2 separate regions of the Homo sapiens genome follow, and region 1 is linked to region 2. The links are chromatin contacts, found by Hi-C or POLR2A ChIA-PET in ENCODE. All regions are on one chromosome and are shown on one strand. The core of a region is the stretch at or near the end of the contact, and the rest is flanking DNA. Distances in the headings are between cores, read along the strand shown.

Region 1 (6,952 bases), core at 818-3,317, 41 kb after region 2:
TAATTCTAAACGTTCTTTTGTGTTTCAAATCTGGTCACTTTTGAATGTCTTTCTTTAAACATTTTATACATGATTATTTTGTGTTACATATCCCGTAATGCCAATATTTGAAGACTGTGGGTGATTAAATCTATTGCTTGTTGTTTTTATTTCCAATCATGTTTTGTTTCCTCATGTGTTTGATAATTCTGGAGAGCATATATTACACTCATCTTAATCAATGGGAATCTTAATAGCCATGAGATCATGGTTTTCTCCAGAGAGAATTTATGTTTACTTAAATTACTTACTATACTTAAGGTTTTTATCACTTGGGATCATTTTGTATTTTGCTGACTGCTGGTTGTGGATACAATAAATTCCAAATCCAAACTCTATGGAACAGGAGTTTATTTTTCTACCGAGAAGGAAAAAGGCTGCCTGCCAGTCTCCCTGTAAGGGTGAACGTACTTTTCTACCCACTTTGGAGCTCCTCCACAAAGTCTTGATTCAGCTGCCCACATGGTGTGTCCCGAATTGGTGGGTTCTGAATTGGTGGGTTCTTGGTCTGATTTCAAAAACCCAGCTGCAGACCCTTAGGGTGGGTGTGACAGTTAAGTTTTTTTTTTGGTGGGTTTGCAGTCTCGCTGGCTGAGGCAGAAAGTGAAAGCTGCAGGCCTTTGTGACGACTGTTACAACTCATAAACGCAGTGTAGACCAGAAAAGAGTACAACAGCAAAAGCTATTACAATAAGCAAAAAAACAAAACCGTCACAGCATGGAAACAAATCCGACTTCGTTGCTATTGCTGGCTAGGGCAGCCTGCTTTTATACTCTTATCTGGCCCCACCCACATCCTGCTGATTGGTAGAGCCAAGTGGTCTGTTTTGACAGGGTGCTGATTGGTGCGTTTACAATCCCTGAGCTAGACATAAAGGTTCTCCAAGGCCCCACCAGAATAGCTAGATACAGAGTGTGGATTGGTGCATTCACAAACCCTGAGCTAGACACAGGGTGCTGATTGGTGTGTTTACAAACTTTGAGGTAGATACAGAGTGCCAATTGGTGTGTTTACAATCCCTGAGCTAGACATAAAGGTTCTCCACGTCCCCACCACACTCAGGAGCCCAGCTGGCTTCACCCAGGTGGAGCTGCCTGCCAGTCCCGCGCCCTGTGCCTGCACTTCTCAGCCCTTGGGTGGTTGATGGGACTGGGCGCCTGGAGCAGGAGGCGGCGCTCTTGGGGGAGGCTTGGGCTGCCCAGTAGCTCACGGAGAGTGGGGGAGGCTCAGGCATGGCGGGCTGCAGGTCCCGAGCCCTGCCCCGCGGGAAGGCAGCTAAAGCCCGGCGAGAAATCGAGCGCAGCGCCCGTGGGCTGGCACTGCTGGGGGACCCAGTACATCCTCCGCAGCCGCTGGCCCGGGTGCTAAGCCCTTATTGCCCGGGGCCGACAGGGCCGCCCGGCTGCTCTGAGTGCGGGGCCCGCCAAGCCCACGCCCACCCGGAACTCCAGCTGCCCCGCAAGCGTCGCGCGCAGCCCCGGTTCCCGCTCGCGCCTCTCTCTGCACACCTCCCTGCAAGCTGAGGGAGCCGGCTCCGGCCTTGGCCAGCCCAGAAAGGGGCTCCCACAGTGCAGCGGCGGGCTGAAGGGCTCCTCAAGTGCCGCCGAAGTGGGAGCCCAGGCAGAGCAGGCGCCGAGAGCGAACGAGGGCTGTGAGGACTGCCAGCACGCGGTCACCTCTCAATGGCACAGCCCCCAGGCCTGGTCTTGCTCCCTTTTGCTTGGTTATTAGTATTTGATGCCAACGCAGCCTAAGGTTCCACTCTCGCTTGCCAATCCACTGTCAGCAACTTGTTTATTGTGGTGGTGGTGGTTGTGGGGTGAGGGGTTGGGGATATGCTTGGGCATTTTCCTTCATTTTTATGATCTTAGTAACACATTTAAAAGTGCACTTGCTGTGATTTACTTGGCATCTAGAAGTGTTGCTGCAGGAGAGCTTTTCAGATGTCTTGTCTGCCACAGAACAGGAAGTGAAAGTCTCTGCATGGTTTTTGACCTCACCCAGACACGACACAAGAATCTCTGACCCACAAAACATGAGATCCTTGTTGAGCCGGGGACCCCGCCTTAGGTTTCTGGTGTCGCTTCTTAAAAATGGCCTTTGTTCAGTGCTGCTTCAATTCCCCGAAGGGTTCCTTCCAGCAGTGGAGCAGAGCACAAGCTTTGGAAAAGGCCGCCTGGTTTTTAGTTTGCGTGCTGCCTCTTGTAGGGGTGGAGCCTGGTCAAGTGACTTGAGCTCTGTAAGTTTCGGTTCACCATCTGTAACATGAAGATAACAAAACCTTCTTACAGATTGTCAGCTCAGGCTGCGAGACATCAACAGAGGACATACCTTCCATCCATGATTCAAGAGTTCAGATGACACACACTTGGATTCTGGGCAGCTTTACTCTCAATACATTCTCATCAAACACATCACTGGCTGCATCGACGTTCCAGCGCATCAGCCCACTTTATGGGAAGAAAGAAATGGGGAGAGATGAGCAGAAATCAGACTTCTTAGCAGACACAACCCGAGGCAGGGTCAGCACCTGGGCCGTCAGGATCCCAGACAGGATTTCAAGCTCCTCCTGGGATTCTAGTGGGGAAGGTTTCTCCTGACAGGACTGAGGACACACTGGCACCTTGCGTATCAGCTGGGGCAGCTATGGAAGCTAGACTCCCTTTCTTTCATAGATGGGGAAAGTGAGGCCCGAAGAGGTGGGGGAGCTTGTTCAGGGGTACTCAGCTGCTGGCAGAGCTGGGCCTGGATGCAGGACTGCATCAGCCTCTTCTGCCTCTGTCACTTCCCCACAAGGGCAGATTCTTTCTCACCTTTTCCTCCTCCTTCTTTGTGTATACACTTAACCTGCTTCATGAGGAGATATGCTACTTTAAATTTTGTTATAATTTTTATATACCTCTATGAATGTTTTTAGATTATGGTCATCAGATTCCAAAATTAATTTATGTTTTGTCTTCACTGGAGTACTGCATATTCCCATGTAGATAGTCACCATGCTTGCAGCATTATTTAGGATTCTTTGATTGTAACTGCTGTACACTCAACTCACAGCATTAAGCAAAAAAGGCAACATCTTGCCTCACATAACTGAAGAGCTGAAGAGGAAAAGCTCCAGTTCAGGCAGGGGTGGATGCAGGAGTTCACAGCGTGTCACTAGGAAGTTGTCTCTCTGTGTGGCTTGGCTGCACCGTCCTCTGCCTGGGCTGCATTTGTAGGCCAACGCTGTCTATGTGTTGGCCCCTGACCCACTTACTTCATCACAGCTCCAAGTCCAGAAACAAGAAAGGTCTCTCTTTCCTGATAGGTCCAATGAACCCCTGAGTTCAGTCTCACTCCCTGGGGTGGTTACAGCTAGGCCACGGAACACTGTGATCAGTCAGGGCTGTGAACTGCCACTCCTGGGGTCGGAGGAGGGGCTACCCTTATGAACACCACATAGCTTGGTTGAAAGGGCATGGTTCCCCCACCACACACAAAAAAACAAGGTGTTACAATCAGAAAAAATGGGAATAGATATGGGACAGGCAAAGATGACTCTTCACAGCATCTGCCATGCAGCGGCTCAGAGTGCTTTGTCACTACCCCAATCACAGGCACTTTGGTTGCTTCCAGAGAGGAACCAGACGCCCTGGGTTCAAACCACATCTGCCCCTCTACAGCTATGACCCTTGGGCAGATGTCTTTTTTTTTTTTTTTTTTTGAGATGGAGTCTCGCTCTGTGGCCAGGCTGGAGTGCAATGGCACGATCTCACCTCACTGCAACCTCCACCTCCCGGGTTCAAGTGATTCTCCTGCCTCAGCCTCCCAAGTAGCTGGGACTATAGGCATATGCCACCACACCCGGCCAATTTTTGTATTTTTTAGTAGAGACGGGGTTTCACCATGTTGGCCAGGCTGGTCGTGAACTCCTGACCTCAGGTGATCCTCCCACCTCGGCCTCCTTTTAAAGTGCTAGGATTACAGGATGGAATAACACTTTCCTTTAAGGGCCAACGAAATCACTTGAGCATGCATCCATCAGAGGGAGGGCGGCTTAGGAGAGGTTCCCACACGGTGCCCACTGCTGAACTGTTCATTAGCTAGCTTTTTCCTGCATCCCCATCTTATCGCCATTTTCTGGGGCTCGGTTTTTCCGTCTTGAGAAAGAAATAGGCCTGTGCTTATTTCCCTCTCCCCTGGGACAAGGCACCAGCCACTCTCCTGAGCTGCTGGGAACTTCTCCAAAATTCCTGGTGCTTCCTCACATTGAGCAACATGAGTCTCTTTCCTCTTTTTACCAGGCTCCACCCACGAGAGGCTCTGAGACAAACTACACAACCAAAGAAGTCTTTCTGCATCCACAAAGCCCTGTTTGCCTAAGAAAAAGGTCGCGGGGCCCAATCACACACACCTGGCTGCAGTCATTTCCAATTTTCTTTTTTTTTTTTTAATGGCAATTCCTGCTGCCCTGCTGATACTGAATTTATTTTTTATTTTAAGTTTTTCAGCAATAAGATCTTAAAAACCGGCCGGGCGCGGTGGCTCATGCCTGTAATCCCAGCACTTTGGGAAGCCAAGGCAGGCAGATCACCTGAGGTCGGGTGAGTTCAGCCTGACCAACATGGAGAAACCCTGTCTCTACTAAAAATACAAAATTAGCCGGGCATGGTGGCGCATGCCTGTAATTCCAGCTACTCGGGAGGCTGAGGCAGGAGAATCGCTTGAACCAGGGAGGTGGAAGTCGAGGTGAGCCGAGATCGCGCCATTGCACTCCAGCCTGGGCAACAAGAGTGAAACTCCGTCTCAAAAAAAAATTCTTAAAAACCGGCAGAAAATGTATCAGGGTGCCCGGTACTAACAGGAGATGAGACATAGGCAAGAGCCCAGCCCTCGAATTGCTAACAGTTTTGCTTGGGAACCGGAATTAATGTCTTCAGCATACTCAGGCCAAGGTGACAGCACCGGCTCTCAGAGAGGTTGGATTTCAGCAACTTCCCATCCTCTCAACCCACACAGGAACAGGCCCCTCGGCAGTTCGAGAACGCACCTTCCCATACTTCAGAGTTGCCGGAGGGAGGGTGGAGGACCTCCTGCCTCACAGTGATCTGAGGTCCAGAAACCCTAGGGACCCCAGCTTGAGGCTCTGAAGGGCTGTGACACAGCCTCTTTGCCTGCCAGCCCCGCCCCGGATGCAGCCTGCTGAGCGAGGGTGGAGGAGGGGAGCTATGTGGCCAAAACCCTGAGTCACTGAGGAGCACGAGGGAGCCGCCCTTTCCGGCGTGTCTCCCGAGGCTGTCTGCCCTTCCCCAGCCTCTGCAGCCTACAATCCCAATCAAGAGCCAGCCCGGTTTCTGCAAGCACACAGGAGCAGAAGAGAAACCAGTGAAGACTTCACCGCTGCATATCAGGCCAGCGACGGCTGCTCGGTGACGGCGCTGCTCTGCCACCAAGAAAAACCCCAAACCCACTGATCCCACAAAGAGGGGAGAAAAAGGAAGGCTTCATGCTGAAGAAGGAGAAATACAAACGTGTATGTGCCGGTTTGCCTCTGGTCGTTACCGTGGAGGCATTCACACGCCTGTCCATTTGGCATTATTATGAGCGATCCCCAGACAGAAGAACTTAAGGTCAAGTTTTACAGAGATAACCAAGGACATCTTAAAGGAGACAGGCTGTGCGATCATTGGAAGAGGGAAGCTGTGGATCTTGCATTCATGCATTTGGATGAAGATGACACTGGAAACTGCACGTTGCAGGTTGAGGTGGCCAAGTATCAACGGAATGGGAAATATGAGGCTTCAGGAAGGAAGTGCGCGAACCACAGGAAGGCTCCGTCTCTACGGCAGAAGCGGCCACGCCGCAGCCCATCCAAACGCCGCGACACGAGTGAGTTGTCCTCATCGAACACATTTCATCCTGTGGATTTTGAGGATGGCCAGAGAAGACCTTCAAGGAGAGTCAAGTTTGGACCAACTCGGAGGCTCATTGTCTTTGACAGACACCCAGCTGGTGAACCTGTGTCCTGGAGGAATGCAGGAGCAGCTGCTCATTGTATTCAAACCTTTGATGGAAGGTGGTTTGAATGATAATGGTTGAACAGACTCCAAGGCTGAGAGGACGGGCGGGCGGCTTCCTTCAGTGTCCCTGAGGCCAACACACTCAGTGCTCCGATTCCACAGAGGGGGACTTTGGGTGGTGCTGGGGGCGTTGAGGAAGAAGGGCCCCTGGGCACAGCCAGCAGTGCTGTCCTCAGTAGTGATGACAAGGAGGAGGAGGAAAAGGGAAAAGAGGAGGATATGATGACAAAGATGATATTTAATCCCTCAAACTTGCTTTTAGGGAAGTTCCTCCATCTGCATGTGGCTGTGTGTCAGGGTGATTATTAGTAGGGTTACGTGAACACGGCACAGTGGTACAATGCCATCAGACTAAATTTTTTAAAAGTTTTAAATTTTCATTGTAACTGGCAATTAATGATTTTTAAATTATTTTTATTTATTTATTTGTTTTTTGAGACAGGTCTCATTCCGTCACCCAAGGCTGGAGTGCAGTGGTGTGATCTCAGCTCACTGCAACCTCTGCCTCCCAGCTCGAGCGATTCTCTCACCTCAGCCTCCCAAGTACCTGGGACTGCAGATGTGTGCCACCACACCTGGCTAATTTTTTTTTTTTTTTATAGGGTTGGGGTTTCGCCATGTTGCCCAGGCTGGCCTCAAACTGCTGAACTCAAGCAATCTGCCCATCTTAGCCTCCAAAAATGCTGGGATTCCAGGTGAGAGCCATCACGCCTGGCTATTTTTAAAAAGAGTCTTGCTCTGTCATCCAGGCTGGAGTGCAGTGACACAGTCATGGCTCATTGCAGCCTTGAACTCCTGGACTCACGTGACCCTCTTGCTTCAGCCTCCTGAGTAGCTGGAATTACAGGTGCGT
Region 2 (6,663 bases), core at 1-2,500:
CACCGTGCCCGACGCAGTATTCCACATTTCTAACAAGACAATTTCCTCTTGACTCAGTCCATCTTCCTAGCAGTCACAGAATGCAGATGAGTACTAAGACATTGCACATTTCAAAGTTCACTTCCTGCCTTGGCTTCTTCAAGTGTAAGTCAGGGAAGAATTAATCATTGGAACAGCCTCCTGCTTTGCCCAAAATAAAAAAGAGCTCTGATTAAGGGAGAGCCAAATGGTCAGCAAGAGAGAAAGAACTAACAACCCCAGACCTCCCCCTGCCCCCGCAACCCCCGCATCCCTGTGAGGCTTTGTCAAATGCTTAGGGAAGGAGGATGCAGCCTATCCTCTTCCCAACCCTCAAGAGGGTCCGCAGCACTTCACAAAAGCACCTGCCAGTGACAGAAGCCTGCTAGGGTTACCACATTCGTCCCCTCAGTCGTCTAAGATCACGCAGAAATGCTTTTGTTTTTGGAACCTGCTGCGGCCTCAAGCGCAACAGTAAAAGGCCCTTTCAAAGGGCTGGTAAGGGAAGAGCCCAAACTGTTTTTTCTTAATGATAGGGCACTAGGAGCCCACCTTCTCCACCAAAACAACATTAATGGCGTGTGGGACTGCCTATTCCACCCTCACGCGGTAACCGCGGCCCAAAGGCAGGTCTCCGCCCGCTACCAGTCCAGCGCCCCGACCTCTGGCACAGAGGCGGCCAGCGGACTCCGGATAAGCAGAGACACCTAGCGGAGCACCCCTGACTTCCGGGAGCGCCCGCGGCCCCGCCCACCGCCCGACTTCCGGTACCGGCGGGGCCCGCCCGCCGCGCGCACCCCGGGCAGAGTCCCTCTCCTTCCGGGAAGCCCGCGGCCGCCCCGGCCTCCACGCAAGCACCCGAGCGTTACTTTCGTTTCCGCGGCAAACGTCTGGAGGCCCGGGTGAGGGAAGAAGCGGCGGCGGAGGGTTGGGGATTACTCCGACGCCGCGGCAGCCTTGCCCGGGCGTGCTGGGGGAGGGCGCGCGAACCCCGACCAGGGGGGTCACCGGGACTGAGCCCGGCGGCCTCCGGAATGTTCCCCGCGCGGTGCCAGTCCGCTCACCGCGCCCTTCTCCGTGGCCGCGCCGTCCAGCCAAGTCCTGCCGCGCTCCGTCGGCCCCGCCCGGATGGCCGCGCTCTGGCGCCCCAGCTGTGGGTCCCCTGGAGTCGCCGCGCTCCGGCAGCTGGCCCGCCGTCCGCGTCGAGCGCGCCCGGCTGGAGGGCGTGGACTGTTCGCGCTGCCTCCTCCCCCTGCCCCGGCCCTTGCCGGGGAGGAGGACCGCGAGAGCGCCGCCCCGCCGCTCGTGGGACCTCGCGCCCGGGGTCTGAGTCCCGGAGCTCTCTTGCGGGCTAGAGGATCGCGGACTTTGTTTTCAAGCGAGTGGGGCGGCCTACGTAAAAGAGGAAACCGAAACCTCCGCGCGCACGAGAGGGAGAAGGGTCTGGAGGGAAGCACTGGGTGGATTACAGCGGGGGCGCTATCCGGAGGATTCAGAGCTCTGCGGGTTAGCATAGGCAAGTTAGCATTCCTCTACCTTCATCTGTAAAGTGGGGCTGTTGAGGAGGAAATGTGATTATTTTGCAGCCCTTTAAAATGGTAATTGTGAAGTCTCGAGCAAAGTTGGAACTGCATGCTATTCATGTATATTAAAAATCAAATAATAAAATTATATGCACATCAGGCCGGGCGCGGTTGTTCACGCCTGTAATCCCAGCACTTTGGGAAGCCAAGGCGGGCGGATCACTTGAGGTCAGCAGTTCGAGACCAGCCTGGCCAACATGGTGAAACCCCATCTCTACTAAAAAATACAAAAATCAACTGGGCGTGGTGGCGGGCACCAGCAATCCCAGCTACTCGGGAGGCTGAGGCAGGAGAATCCCTTGAACCTGGGAGGTGGAGATTGTAGTGAGCCGAGATCGCGCCACTGCACTCCAGCCTGGGTGACAAGAGCAAGATTCCGTCTCAAAAGGAAAAAAAAAAAAAGCACAACAGGATTACATACTGTGAAAAGATATGTATGTCAAGAGAACTAGCCACGTTCACAACACGAGCCACAGACTGGGAGAAAATATTTGCAAAAGACATATCTGATAAAGCACTGTGACCCAAAATATACCAAAAAAAACCCTCTTAAAATGCAACAATATGAAAATGTACAACTTGATTAAAGGCGGGCAAAAGCTCTGAACATACACCTCACCATATGTATATGCATATGAAAAGATGCTCAACATCATGTCATTAAAGAATTGCAATTTAAAAAAACAAATACTATTACACATTTATTAGAATGGCTAAAATTCAGAACACTGACAACAACAAATGTTGATGAGGATCTGGAGCACAAGGAACTCCCATACATTCCTAGTGGGAATGCCTAATGTTAGAGTCTGGAAGACATTTTGGCAATTTCTTAACCAAGCTCTTCTTACCATAAGATGAAGCAACTCCACACCTTGGTATTTACCCAAACGAGTTGAAAGCTTATGCCCATACAAACACCTGTACAAGAATGTCTATAGCAGCTTTATTCATAATTGCCAAAACTTGAGGGCATCCAAGATATCACTTAATGGGTGGACAGATAAGCTGTGGTACATCTATACAATGGAATATTAAGTGCTAAAAAGAAATGAGCTCTGAAGCCACAAAAAAAAAAAAAAAAAAAAAAATCCTGGAGCAATCCTAAATGTATAAATCTAAGTGAAAGAAGCCAATCTGAGAAGACTACATAATGCATGATTCCAACTATGTGACATTCTGGAAAAGGAAAAACTACGGAGATAGTAAAAAAGATCAGCGGCTGCCAGGGATTTGCAGGGAAGGAGGGATGGATAGGTGAGGCACAAGGGATTTTTAGGGCAGTGGAGTCTGACGTTACAGGGTTGGGTACATCTCTATACATTTGTCAAATGTATCTTGAATATACACAAAGAGCAAAACCTAACAAACTCCGGACTTTGGCTGATAATGTATATGTTTTATCCATATTGGTTCATTTTTGTAACCATGAATCTATGTTGGTTTATCAGGTGTGACAAATATTCCACAGTAATGCAGGATGTTGATGGTAGGGGAGGCTGTACAGTCCAGGATGTTTGTGGAAGGGGATATTTTCTTTCTGCTTAGTTTTGCTGTAAACCAAAACAGCTCTAAAACAAAGTCTATTCATTATTTTTTAAAAGATGTACACATATCAAAAAAGACGAAAGGCAGAGCTATTCACTCAGCAAAGCTTTCTATCTACTGTATGCCAAGCAGGTACTAGATACAAGAGCATCTGGTGATAGATACAAGAAATACAAAAAGGAATTCATTCCTTCAGTAAATATTTACTGAGCACCTGTTCTAGGCACTGAAGACTCGGTTGTGAATTAAACACAAAAAATCTCTATGTTCTGGCCGTGTGTAGTGGCTCACACCTGTAATCCTAGCACTTTGGGAGGCCAAGTCGGGCGGATTGCCTGAGCTCAGGGGTTCCGGACCAGCCTGGCAAACATGATGAAACCTCGTCTCTACTAAAAATACAAAAATTAGCTGGGCGTGGTGGTGCATGCCTGTAGACCCAGCTACTCAGGAGGCTGAGGCGGGAGAATTGCTTGAACCCAGAAGGCGGAGGTTGCAGTGAGCCAAGATTGCTCCAGCCTGGGTGACAGAGCCAGACTCCGTCTCAAAAAACAATAAAAAATAAAAAACTCCACGTTCCATTCGTGGAGCTTGCATTCTAATGGGGAAGACAAAAAGTTATTGCCCATCACTGTCCTCTAGACATCATGTGACCTTGGGAGGTTGGAAATGCGTTGTTTTTGCTTCATTTTGTGTTCAGTGTTTTAACTCAGAAACATCTATTTGGGAGCTTTACTCATTACTCCCAGCAAAAGCCATGAGTGTAGACTGTGCATGAGATGAAGGAACTGGTCCTTGCAGAACACCAGAATGGAAAAGGCAAGAAACAGCCCAAGGTGAGGAAAGAAAACCAGCGAGAACAAAGAGCTGGTACTATCTCTGAAGCCCGTGGAGGCCAAAGTGTGAATATGAGGGGGTAGGTCTCTTGGCCACAGGCCTGAAACCAAATGAACCCCCACCCCCAGGCTGCAGTTCCCAGTGCACTTGGAAATGAGACCCTGACTCCTCCAGGTGAGCCTGGGAGACCTCCCTGACTCCTTTCCATCTCCCCCTCCTCCCCCACACCCATCTCCAAGGCCTGCCCTCTACGCCCACATTTCTTCCCACTTTGGATCCTGTGCCTGGTCTAATGCCCAGGCCCCCTCCCGAGCCTCTGGTCTCCCTAGAGCCACTCCCCACTGTCGGGACACCTCATCTGTGCTCCCCAAAACGCCACGCAAAGCACTGGAGAGCCTTGGACAATGAACACAACCCGCACCCCCAGCCACCCCCGCCACAGCCGCACGGCACCTCAGAAAGCCGTGTCTTTTTTTTTTTTTTTTTTTTTTTTTTTGAGACGGAGTCTGGCTCTGTCGCCCAGGCTGGAGTGCTGGAGTGCAGTGGCGCGATCTCAGCTCACTGCAAGCTCCGCCTCCCGGGTTCACGCCATTCTCCTGCCTCAGCCTCCCGAGTAGCTGGGACTACAGGCGCCCGCCACCACGCCCGGCTATTTTTTTGTATTCTTTTTTTTCTTTTTTTTAGTAGAGACGGGGTTTCACAGTGTTAGCCAGGATGGTCTCCATCTCCTGACCTCGTGATCCGCCCGCCTCGGCCTCCCAGAGTGCTGGGATTACAGGCGTGAGCCACCGCACCCGACCAGAAAGCGGTGTCTTAATCCTCTTGTCCTTCCTCCTAAATCTCCTGGGGCCCTTAGGATCCGCTTAAAGCCACCTCGTTAAAACGGTTTCTTCTCCACCTGCCCCTCCCTTGATCCAGCCTCACTGAGGTCACAGCCTCCACCTCTGGCCATCCTGAACCCCTCCCAAAGTCACCTCTTCGCAAACTCCTGGTCCCCCTTAGAAGGCCCCACGTCCATCACGGGATTAATTCCACTCACCCTCAAACACCGCGGCCCGGAGGCTCTGATTCCCACCCTAGAGGAGGTTCTCTTGACCCCGCCGGCGCGACCCTCCCCAGCACGACCCTTCCTCCCGAAAGTGATTCCTCATCTTGCTGGCGGGTCCCACAGACCGCAGGCTCTGCAGGCGAGCGCTGAGCCTGGCTCTGCAGATTCTCAGTCCCTGGAGGAGTGCTCCGGGGAAGGAAGGGCCCCATCCGTTTCGCTGAGTTACTGAAAGAATTAGAATGGGTAAGAGTGCTCGGATTTAGAACTGGAGACTAGTGACTTTGAAAGACAGAAGAAGAACCAGGACAGACGTCATCCTGCGGATCCCAGAGCAGAGAGGAGCAGTGAGAACACAGGGCCGGCAGGTGGGGAGGAGGCTGCAGGGGAGGGCTTCGGCCAGGGAAGGGCAGCGAGGAGGCGCCGGGGAGGGCGGCGTCCGCGCTGGCTGGGAGCTGCGGAGGCGGAAACCGGCTGCGCGCTGCAGGGGACCCCCCACAGACCGTTGCTGACCCCGCCGAGACACCACCGCCTCCCCGGGGCTCTTGGCTGAGCGACCTCTCCTGTCTTCAGGTCCCATCTTTCGGTGGCAGCCGGTGGACCTGAAGCTCGCCACTCCCGTGCTCCACCCCGGCCGTGCGCGGGGACGTCCTCACCTGCCACCTAGTCTCCGTGTCGCGCTCCGAGCCTGGACGCCGACTCCCGAGGCGCAGGACCGGGCCCTGCTGCTGCGCTCGCCGCGGACTCCCACTCGGCCCCGGCGGGCACCGCCTTTTATATAGTAGCTTGTGACGCCACGGAGCTTTTCCCACACTTGACGAGCAGTCTAACTGGGGCTCCGCCTGCCGGGACTAGCCGGGGAGGCGCGCGCGTTCGCGCGGCGGCGGAGGGCAGGGCTAGGCGCAGAGGCAGATCCGTCTACCCCCAGTCCGCCCCGCCCAGGGCGATGTCCGCCAATGCTCCCGCCAGCCTGAGGCCGGCCAGGTTCCCAAGGCGCGCGCTCGGCCTCACCCACCCCCGGCGCCAGGGCCTCTTCAGGACCGGGTTCAGAACCTGACAGCCCAGAGAAGTAGGTTGGGAGCCTGCGGCGTCCAGGGCCTCCGCGCGAAGAAACAAGGCGTCTGCGGGAAAGGAGACGGAGCCTGGAACCCTGGGCTTTTCTACTTAAGGAAGCGAAGGTCGGGTGACAGCCAAGCTCCCTGTTCCAGTGGGAAGGCCCCATGGGTCTGTGTTCCACGCCTCTTGTCATGAATATGGGGGATTCACTTAGAACCAAAGCATTTGTTCCAGGTCCCACCACTAACTAGTACTAGTCCTGGGCCCAGAACCAGGCGTCCTCACTCCTAGTACCCAAGCCCTTCTCTAGCCACAGGTGTTTGGGCTGCGGTGTGGTGTAAGCAGCCCCATTTTCCCGCAAAGTGATGGGAAGAGACACTGAGTCACACGGGCTCAGGACACTCCTTGTGTCCTCTATCAGGGGATCCAGAGGCAGGGACTCGGGGGAGTTGATGCAGCAGTTCGTGATGTCATCAGATATCCCCCCACCCCCTTCCATCTCAGGCTGGACTCAATTGGAAGCATTTCATGTTGGCACGGTGACGTCCAGAGGAAGGGAACAGACAAATGGCTCTCTCT

What was found. A loop is a pair of places that touch in the nucleus more often than their neighbours do. ChIA-PET counts read pairs that join two places held with the same protein, here RNA polymerase II (POLR2A). Pooled maps may share reads with other maps.
Region 1: a loop to region 2 is called in a map of B cell, with 9 times the contacts of the local background. The contact joins the enhancer-like site here to the promoter of RIPK1 in region 2. A Hi-C loop is called at or near these places in 27 of 168 maps with a recorded cell type or tissue (A673, B cell, CD14-positive monocyte and 18 more), 33 of 37 single-sample maps with no recorded cell type and 34 of 50 pooled maps. POLR2A ChIA-PET finds 5 or more read pairs at or near these places in 36 of 52 experiments (A549, A673, AG04450 and 29 more).

The regions. Positions count from the first base shown.
Region 1 is chr6:3,022,291-3,029,242 of GRCh38, reverse strand. LOC101927759 (a long non-coding RNA gene) reads right to left here and starts at 5,180. Exons shown (of 3, transcript NR_152848.1): 1 at 5,070-5,180; 2 at 2,372-2,490; 3 at 1,809-2,298. It also overlaps the pseudogene HTATSF1P2. RefSeq lists enhancers at 2,126-2,285, 3,254-3,363, 4,807-6,006 and a silencer at 3,474-3,768. Within about 2 kb of position 2,067, at least 11 of the 41 ENCODE cell types and tissues checked have a DNase peak (open chromatin) inside an H3K27ac peak, as active enhancers do; they include B cell, CD14-positive monocyte, CD4-positive, alpha-beta T cell and 3 more, where a contact is called at or near this core.
Region 2 is chr6:3,063,081-3,069,743 of GRCh38, reverse strand. It overlaps RIPK1 (receptor interacting serine/threonine kinase 1), which reads right to left and starts at 1,250. Exons shown (of 11, transcript NM_001354930.2): 1 at 1,083-1,250. RefSeq lists silencers at 592-1,381, 5,435-5,544, 5,735-6,024, 6,055-6,104.